Linked DNA regions of Homo sapiens: region 2 is linked to region 1. Evidence: chromatin loops called from intact Hi-C (ENCODE). Cell type or tissue: heart right ventricle. All regions are shown on one strand. Each heading gives the region's core, and the rest is flanking DNA. Links, peaks and the distances in the headings are about the cores only. Region 1 has its middle 9.0 kb from the start of ADPRH. Region 2 holds the start of COX17 (cytochrome c oxidase copper chaperone COX17).

The links. Hi-C counts contacts between places; a loop is a spot of excess contacts. Peaks named below come from ENCODE experiments on the same cell type or tissue, not always from the same donor. Only the 100,000 strongest peaks of a DNase experiment are listed, where the experiment ranks them.
Region 2: it touches region 1 in a loop (8-fold over the local background); 31 of 110 quality-filtered maps call a loop at or near these places.

Annotation. Positions count from the first base shown.
Region 1 is chr3:119,568,267-119,572,782 of GRCh38, reverse strand. No RefSeq gene overlaps it. Among named protein-coding and RNA genes, the nearest start is that of ADPRH, 9.0 kb to the left of the region's middle. RefSeq lists an enhancer at 3,880-4,381. In heart right ventricle, for the core only: no CTCF peak of the experiment used is centred there; no DNase peak of the experiment used is centred there; H3K27ac peaks cover 2,945 bases.
Region 2 is chr3:119,673,211-119,677,470 of GRCh38, reverse strand. COX17 (cytochrome c oxidase copper chaperone COX17) reads left to right here and starts at 65. Exons shown (of 3, transcript NM_005694.2): 1 at 65-267; 2 at 2,238-2,326. The coding sequence starts at 161. The coding sequence ends at 2,322. In heart right ventricle, for the core only: no CTCF peak of the experiment used is centred there; a DNase peak (open chromatin) is centred at 20; H3K4me3 peaks cover 1,911 bases; H3K27ac peaks cover 4,000 bases.

The sequences.
Region 1 (4,516 bases), core at 192-4,191:
TGTCTCTACAAAATAAATAAATAAATAAAATTATCCAGGTGTGGTGGTGCACACCTGTAGTCCTAGCTACTGAGGAAGCTGGGGCAGGAGGATTGCTTGAGCCTGAGAGTTCAAGGTTACAATAAGCTAGGGTCACACAACTGCACAGTAGCCTGGGTGATAGAGTGAGAACCTGTCTCTAAATAAATAAATAAATATTCTATATCCCACTCCCAAAGAGCCTTAAGCCTCTTGTTGATGACAGTCTAAAAGTGGTATTTAAAGAAAAATCTAAGATATGCACCGTAATTCTAACAAGCAGGCAGGAATCAAATATAGCAAGAGGTAGAGATGGGAGACTATATGGAGAGGAGCAAAAGAGATAAGTGGATACAAACCGGTGTTTTAAAACCTAGGAGTGGCCAGGTGCGGTGGCTCACACCTGTAATCCCAGCACTTTGGAAGGCCGAGGCAGGCGGATCATGAGGTCAGGAGTTCAAGACCAGCCTGGCCAACATGGTGAAACCTCCTCTCTACTAAGAATACAAAATTAGCCGGGCATGGTGGTGCATGCCTGTAATCCCAGCTACTCGGGAGGCTGAGGCAGGAGAATCGCTTGAACCTGGGAGGCAGAGGTTGCAGTGAGCCAAGATCGTGCCACTACACTGTAGCCTGGACGACAGACCGAGACTCCATCTTAAAACAAAAAACAAAAAACAAAAAAAAAACCCTAGGAGCAGCTTCCACCCCTCTCTGCAGAGCAGAAAGAGACCCGAGGGAAGTCCATGTGGATGTGAATCCTGCTCCTCCCAACAATGCAGTAGCCCGCTCCTGTAGGTCAGGGCTTTCCAGCCTTTGCTCTGGAGATCCACCAGTAATTTTCAAATCTTCTTTGGTACATTTCCTGGCAGATGACCTCTGTTGCTCCCTTTCTCCTGGTTTCGCTGGGATTTCCCACAGGAAGAGAAGCTCAGCTGGCCAGCTGAGTCCTAAGTTCCGCTTCCAGGGTTTACAATGAAACAGCAATGCTCTTGCACACGGTCCCATCCTAAGGGGACTTCACTGCCTGCTAGAATCTCAGTAGGTGAAAATACAGCTTCTAGGAAACAAAAAGTGACTGCTCCCTAAACCAAAAGTTTGGGGGGCCTTACTGAAATTATCTTTCTTTCATGTTATCATTCTTTCTGCCCCACAATTCCTCCACTGGGGTCAACCTGGGCAAATGTACATGAATCTACTCTTATTTCTATTTCTAGAAGAGTCCTTGAGACAAAAGGTAAAGAAAAATCTAGTCAGGGGACATTTTGTTCCTCTTGTTTTTCCAGCAAGCTCCTTCCCCCTCTGATGAGGCAACAGTCCCTCATCCCTTGGTCTCTGGCATTCATTCCTAAAATTACTCTCTGGAGAGAACTCCTGAAGTTTAGGGTGGGGCATCTAAACAAAGGACACCAAAAGGTTTCAAATGGCAGCCAGTTTAGGCACATTTCTTAGTTGTGTCTGGGGCCATTGGAGGAGTCACGCAACCCCAGTGGCCACTGGAGAAATCAGTTCAAGGCTCAGGAGAGATTCAATCTGAGAGTGCTGTTAAGGATCTTCACTCCATAAAATCCTGTTCTTCATCATGTGGTACTTGTATAAATCAGGCCCTCAAGTGGTCAAATTCCTTCTCGTATTCAAATAATAGGTAAATATCTACATAAGGTTAACTTTTTTTGTTTGTTTGTTTGTTTGTTTTTTTTTGAGTCAGAGTCTCACTCTGTTGCCCAGGCTGGAGTGCAATTGTTCAATCTCAGCTCACTGCAACTTCCATCTCCCAGGTTCAAGCGATTCTCATGCTTCAGCCTCCGGAGTAGCTGGGATTACAGGCACCCACCACCATGCCCAGCTAATTTTTAAATTTTTAGTAGAGATGGGGTTTTGCCATGTTGGCCAGGCTGGTCTCAAACTCCTGACCTCAAGTGATCCACCCTCCTTGGCCTCCCAAAGTGCTGGGATTACAGGCGTGAGCCACTGCACCCGGCCACACGTTAAGTTTTAAATGTTGACCCTTCTAGAAAGAGTTATTGAAGGGGAACTTCCCCTTTCCATCCAAGCCTTGCAATTTCTCTTTAATTTTAGGAACAGAATCAAATTCCTTTTCCGAAATCTGGAAACCATGACCTTTGACGTTGTGGACCAACGTAATATAAAAAAAATGGCAACTGTTTGATTCACTTTTCAGAATAATACAAAAAAAGGAAGAAGTGGGGGACAGAGCTGGGGAGGAGAGAGGGAGGAGGAACAGGCTGTTTCCATGACCCTTCAGCTCTAATTCATTCACGCCATGGTGACCCACTTTGAAAGCATAGATCATGTCTGGCTTCTCCTACTGCCTAGTCCTTGGTTCCTGTTTCTCAGGGGACAGGGAAAATGAAATAGAAACTGAAAAGGGTGACTTTTGTAACTTCGTTAGTGGTTCTGGTGGACAGTGTGGCAGGGCAGGGGAGTGGCAGCCAGTGGCAGTGACATTTAACGCCTCAGGTCCTAGAATCGTGGACTGCCTGGGATTCCACCATAGTCCCTTACTCTCAGGCAGAGAAATCTCTGTTTTCCCCAAACAGGATTTGTCTCTTCTCTTCTTAAAGCATCAGGCAATAAAAATTTGCAACCTTCTTTGAAAGTCACCTTTTCCAGCTTCAACACAAAAAAAATGCTTCCTTAAACACAATCAAAATTTATCCTGCTTACATGTAGATTATTTTCTCCAGTTTGGTCGCCTACAGATGTAGAAGGCATTTATGGCCATGACTAGCTCAAAACAAAGAAACAGAAACACCTCAAAGCCACAGAGGATCATTACCAAAGGCCTCAAAATCATTTGGCCCATCTAAAACATCTTGGCTCCCCATTCCTCTGTTCTCTGAGCTGCCTGGTTTAGCATCCTTTTTGTTATTGTTTGTTACTTTCTGCCGGATCCTCTCCACATTTAGTTTGAAATTGGACGTAATATTCCAATAAGGATCTGGGTTCATGTAGAAAGAATCCAAAAAGATAATTTCTGGCCATGGTATGTCATATTGCCACTCATGTCTCGCAATATTTTGTTGGCATTTTCGCCACACTGCAGACTTAAATTCAGCTAGCTGCCCTGCTCTTTTTCTGCTACTGTTTCTTTTTCTTAGGATCGGTCCATGTTGTCCTTATCTCTCCTAGTCAAGCCATTTTGCTTCCCCAATGTTTGAACCCTTCCAGGCACATAGTAGGCACTCAATAAATTTGGGGGGGTGGGGAGGGATTGGAATGATGCCAAATGAGTGGCACAGACATAGGATCTCAGAGAAGGGAAAGAGCAGATGGAGATTTAGAAGAGTCAGGAAAGCTTCTTGGGGAAATGGCATTTGGCCTGGTCCTTTGAGGAAGAAAGATGTTTAGATGGGCAGAGAGAATGGGGAAAGGCAGCCAAGGAAGTTGGGGGACAGTGTGTCAAGAGTCACAGGCAAGGATTATGAGGCAAGGTGGCAGAATAGGAACAGCTCCAGTCTACAGCTCCCAGCGTGAGCGACACAGAAGACAGGTGATTTCTGCATTTCCAACTGAGGTACTGGGTTCATCTCACTGGGGTTTGTCGGACAGTGGGGGCAGGACAATGGGTGTAGCCCACTGAGCGAGAGCCGAAGCAGGGTGAGGCATCGCCTCACCCGAGAAGGGCAAGGGGTCAGGGAATTCCCTTTCCTAGCCAAGGGAAGTGGTGACGGACGGCACCTGGAAAATCGGGTCACTCCCAGCCTAATACTGCACTTTTCCAATGGTCTTAGCAAATGCCACACCAGGAGATTATATGCCGAGCTTGGCTCGGAGGGTCCCACGCCCACGGAGCCTTACTCATTGCTAACACAGCAGTCTGAGATCGAACTGCAAGGCAGCAGCGAGGCTGGGGTAGGGGTACCCGCCATTGCTGAGGCTTGAGTAGGTAAACAAAGCGGCCGGGAAGCTCGAACTGGGTGGAGCCCACCACAGCTCAAGGAGGCCTGCCTGCCTCTGTAGACTCCACCTCTGGGGGTAGGGCATAGCTGAACAAAAGGCAGCAGAAACCTCTGCAGACTTAAATGTCCCTGTCTGGCAGCCTTGAAGAGAGTAGTGGTTCTCCCAGCGTGGAGTTTGAGATCTGAGAATGGACAGACTGCCTCCTCAAGTGGGTCCCTGACCCCCGAGTAGCCTAACTGGGAGGCACCCTCCAGTAGGGACAGACTGACACCTCACACAGCTGGGTACCCCTCTGAGACAAAACTTCCAGAGGAACGATCAGGCAGCATCATTTGCTGTTCAGCAATATTCGCTGTTCTGCACCCTCCGCTGCTGATACCCAGGCAAACAGGGTCTAGAGTGGACCTCCAGCAAACTCCAACAGACCTGCAGCTGAGGGTCCTGACTGTTAGAAGGAAAACTAACAAACAGAAAGGACATCCACACCAAAACCCCACCATCATCAAAGGTCACCATCATCAAAGACCAAAGGTAGATAAAACCACAAAGATGGGGAAAAAACAGAGCAGAAAAG
Region 2 (4,260 bases), core at 1-4,000, 100 kb before region 1:
CTGCGCACGCGCTCCTTTTAAATTCCCCACCTGTCAGAGAGAAGCAGGACTTCCTGTACTTTTTAGAGCGACTGCCGGAAGTGACTGCGGACGAATCGGCGTTTGCCGAGGCTGGCATAGATTTGGCTGTCTCCGCTCATAGCTGCTTTTGGCGCGAAAGATGCCGGGTCTGGTTGACTCAAACCCTGCCCCGCCTGAGTCTCAGGAGAAGAAGCCGCTGAAGCCCTGCTGCGCTTGCCCGGAGACCAAGAAGGCGCGCGATGCGTGGTCAGTGCGCAGCCGGAGAGGGCGCGGCCGACGAGCCCCGGGCCGCGGCCTGTGCCTTCCGGTGCCTCTGCCCTACGGCCTCTGCCCTCTGCCTTCTGCCCTCTGCCCTCTGCCTTCTGCCCTCTGCCCTCTTCCTTCCCCCCTTCCCCCACTCCTCCTCCCTGTCTGCCCCCCCCCCCCGCCCCGCCCCGCCCCGCCCCATTGCGGCGCTCTGGAGATAATTATTGGGCCTTGTAGGTTTCGTGGTCGGGTCTCTGTTGACTTATCCCGTAGCTTAGTACCGGGAAACGATGGAGAGAGAGGAGAACGGCAAGCTTCAACCACTCATTCCTTCCTACAAATGTGTGTTGAGTATCTGTTATGGGTTAAGCACTGCGTTAGGTCCGAAGATGTAGACATGGATAAAGATGCATCTTGATATAAAGGAGCTTAAAGTTAATGGAGACATAAACCAGTGACTTGTATACGACGTGGTAAGGGCTATGATAGATTTGTTAAGACCAAACAGGAAAGGTTTTCTGGTAATTTCTAAGGCTTTCTCCCAAAATTTAGAGACAGTAGGACACAGAGTGTATTCCTTACAGTTCTGAAGAGTTACGCTTCAACCCTTTTAAGACAACCAAAAGTTGAAAATCAATCAGTCTACGACGCAGGGGACAAAGTATTAAGAATAGTTCATCTAGATTGTCAATCCACAAAAGATTTGTTCTCATTTTATATAGCCTCTCTTGTGGAGCAAATCTCATTAGAGGACGTCCTCAGATAACGTGAATGTGCATCTCTTCCTCTGGCCCCTTTTGTCTTCCCAGATAGTAGATATAAGAAAGAAATCATTAGTGGTATAATGGGATAATAAGAGTGTAGGAGCTCAGTGCTTTTATTAATCCTCAGTACTTTGTAAATAATACGGGTAGGATTGAAAGACTAGTCTGAACAAATTGTTCCAGTGGTAACAGTAAGTGCTGTTGAACCTTGAATGGTATGACAGCATGATTAAGAGTCTGGGATCCACAGTCAAGGTTTGAATCTTAATCCACTAACTTGGTGACCTTGAGCCTCATGTGTCTGTAAAATGACTCTAATAAAAGAAACTCCCTCCAGTATTATTGTAAAGGTTAATGATACAAGCCATGTCAAGTGGCTAACACAGTATACATGGCAATAAATGATCAATGAATGCTAGCTATTATCTTCACAATGATCTCACTATCCCAGGCAATCTCCCATTTGCAGGCAGCTCTTGAGCTATTGAAGGATGGGTAGAGTTTCCATGGAAGGAGAACCTATTCCCTTTGTTAAATTCCCTTTGCCTCGATTGCCTCAGACCACGTGGGTTCTCCCCAAATATCCATAGTCAGGAGTCAGTTTTTCCTTGTAATTGAATTGGGCTTAACTTGATTATTTGCAAAATCACATTTTCAGGCCTTAGAAATAAAGCTGTGTAGTCCTAGTCTTTACTTTGTGAATTTTACAAGTAAAATATTCTTTGATCATCATGAGGGGGTGTTTATCTCGGTCTCCTGGCTACCAGATGTTTTTGATGTAATTAGAAGTAGATTTATTTGGTTGTGTTTGAATGTAGGGCAAAATCAGAAAGTTAATTTCTCTGTGATAATAAGCAAAAAATTGAGCTGTTCTCTGTGCCCTTCATTTAGCATAAATATTTTACTCAGTTTATTTCTTTATAGAGCAGTGTTACTCCTTGGATATTGACTAGAGGCAATATTTAATATGCGTGATTATTTCTTATCAGATTTCCCCCCCAAAATCACTTATCTGTGGAATGTCTTCATAGGCATGGGCATATCATAAGATCAAATAAAAACAAAGCTGTTTGAGGTAATAGCGTTTGTTTTAATTCCAGCTACATTCCATTATACCCGTGTTTTGTCTCACTCCCCATCACTATCATGCATACTTAATAATGTGCTTAATGCATATTTAGATAACAAGTACATTTTGTTTTATAGTATCATCGAGAAAGGAGAAGAACACTGTGGACATCTAATTGAGGCCCACAAGGAATGCATGAGAGCCCTAGGATTTAAAATATGAAATGGTAAGCTTCTTGCTTCAAAGTTGTGTATTGCTTTACAGATTTAGCAACAATTGGGCTACATTCTCTCTGAAAGGTAGTTCACCTGGTTAATCTAAAATGCTTAAGTATCAATTTGAAAAAACCATGATTTTTCAGTTCCCAATGAAGGGAGTAAATTATGTCAGTAAAGACAGTCATTTAGCGGATTGGGGAAGGGGAGAATTGAGCTTTTAAGAAAGGGTTTGACAAAAGCCTTTAGGTCCCATGGCTTTAGGAAAATTGACTGAGGGAACTAAAAGAAACATATTCTCTTTCTTGTTTCTAATAAATATTGTGGGACTTCAGTAAATGCTTTTTTTTTTTTTTTTTTGAGACAGGGTCTCACTCTGTTACCCAGGCTGGGGTGAAGTGGCCCAATCACAGCTCATTGCAGCCTCAACCTGGGAGGTTCAGGTGATCCTCCCCTCAGCCTCCTAAGTAACTGGGACTACAGGTGTGGGCCACCGTGCCTGGCTAATTTTTTGTGTTGTTTTTTAGAGATGGGGTTTCACCATCTTGCCCAGGCTGGTCTCAACCTCTTGGACTCAGGCAATCCTCCTGCCTTGGTCTCCCAAAGTGCTGGGATTAAGAGGTGTGAGCCACTATGCCTGGCCAAGAAATGCTTTTAAGTAGGGAGTGGGTATCCCACGGAAGTATTGCTTTCTGAAAAATGAAAATGGAATTGTAGCATGCTTTATTCGAATAAAACTAAAGCCTCAGGCCATTTTTTTTTTAATTAAAAAGTAAACTTTAATGTCAAAAATGCAAACTTGGGGAAGACAGAAAAGATCACACACAAGGCTGTCACTTCACACTTGGAAGGTTGCACAGCGGCCGGGCAGAGGTGCTCCTCACTTCCCAGACGTGGGGCAGCCGGGCAGTGGTGCTCTTCACTTCCCAGACAGGGCAGAAGCCGGGCCGAGGCACTCCTCACTTCCCAGACAGTGGGCAGCTGGGCAGAGACGCTCCACACTTCCCAGACGGTGGGGCGGCCAGGCAGAGGCGCTCCTCACATCCCAGACAGGGCGGCAGCTGGGCAGAGGCGCTCCTCACATCCCAGACGGGGCAGCAGCTGGGCAGAGGCGCTCCTCACTTCCCAGACGGGGCAGCAGCCGGGCAGAGGGGCACCTCACTTCCCAGATGGGGTGGTGGCCAGGCGGAGAGGCACCTCACTTCCCAGACGGGGTGGCCGGACAGAGGTACTCCTCACTTCCCAGACAGTGGGCAGCCGGGCAGTGGCACTCCTGACATCCCAGACAGGGCGGTGGGCCTCAGGCCATTTTTAAAAGAACTTGGAACTCTTAACCCATTTTAAGTGCTGAAAGGGACCTTAAGTGGTATGTGTCCAACAATTCCACAAACAAATGATACTCTTTTGTTTGGAAGCTCTTTCTTCAGTTATCAACTTAGCTCACCCCCTCACCCCACTCCCTCTTTACTCAGGTCTCTTTCAAAAGTCTCCTTATTAGAGAGGCTTTCCCTCAACACCCCATGTAAATTACATCCCTTCCCCATCACTCTATCATGGTGCTGTCCTAAGACCTTTCTGTGAAGATGGAAATGCTCTGTATCTGCACTTGCCAGTCTGGTAGCCACTAGCCATATGTGGCTGTTGAGCACTTGAATTGTGGCTGGTGAGAGTGAGGTACTGAATTTTTAGTTTGTAAAAATTTTAATAGCTACATGTGGCTAGTGGCTACTCTATTCTATACACTGTCACCTGCATGATACATATATTTTTAATTACCTGTGTTGCTTCACGGCAGCTAGAATGTAAGCTCTGAGAAAGTAGGAATTTTCTATTTCATTTACTGTCATATCCCCACTACCTATAACAGTGCCTGGCTCATAGTAGGTGCTTAATGGAGGATTGTTAAATGAATGAATAAATAAGGAAATTAAAGCTTATAGTTATG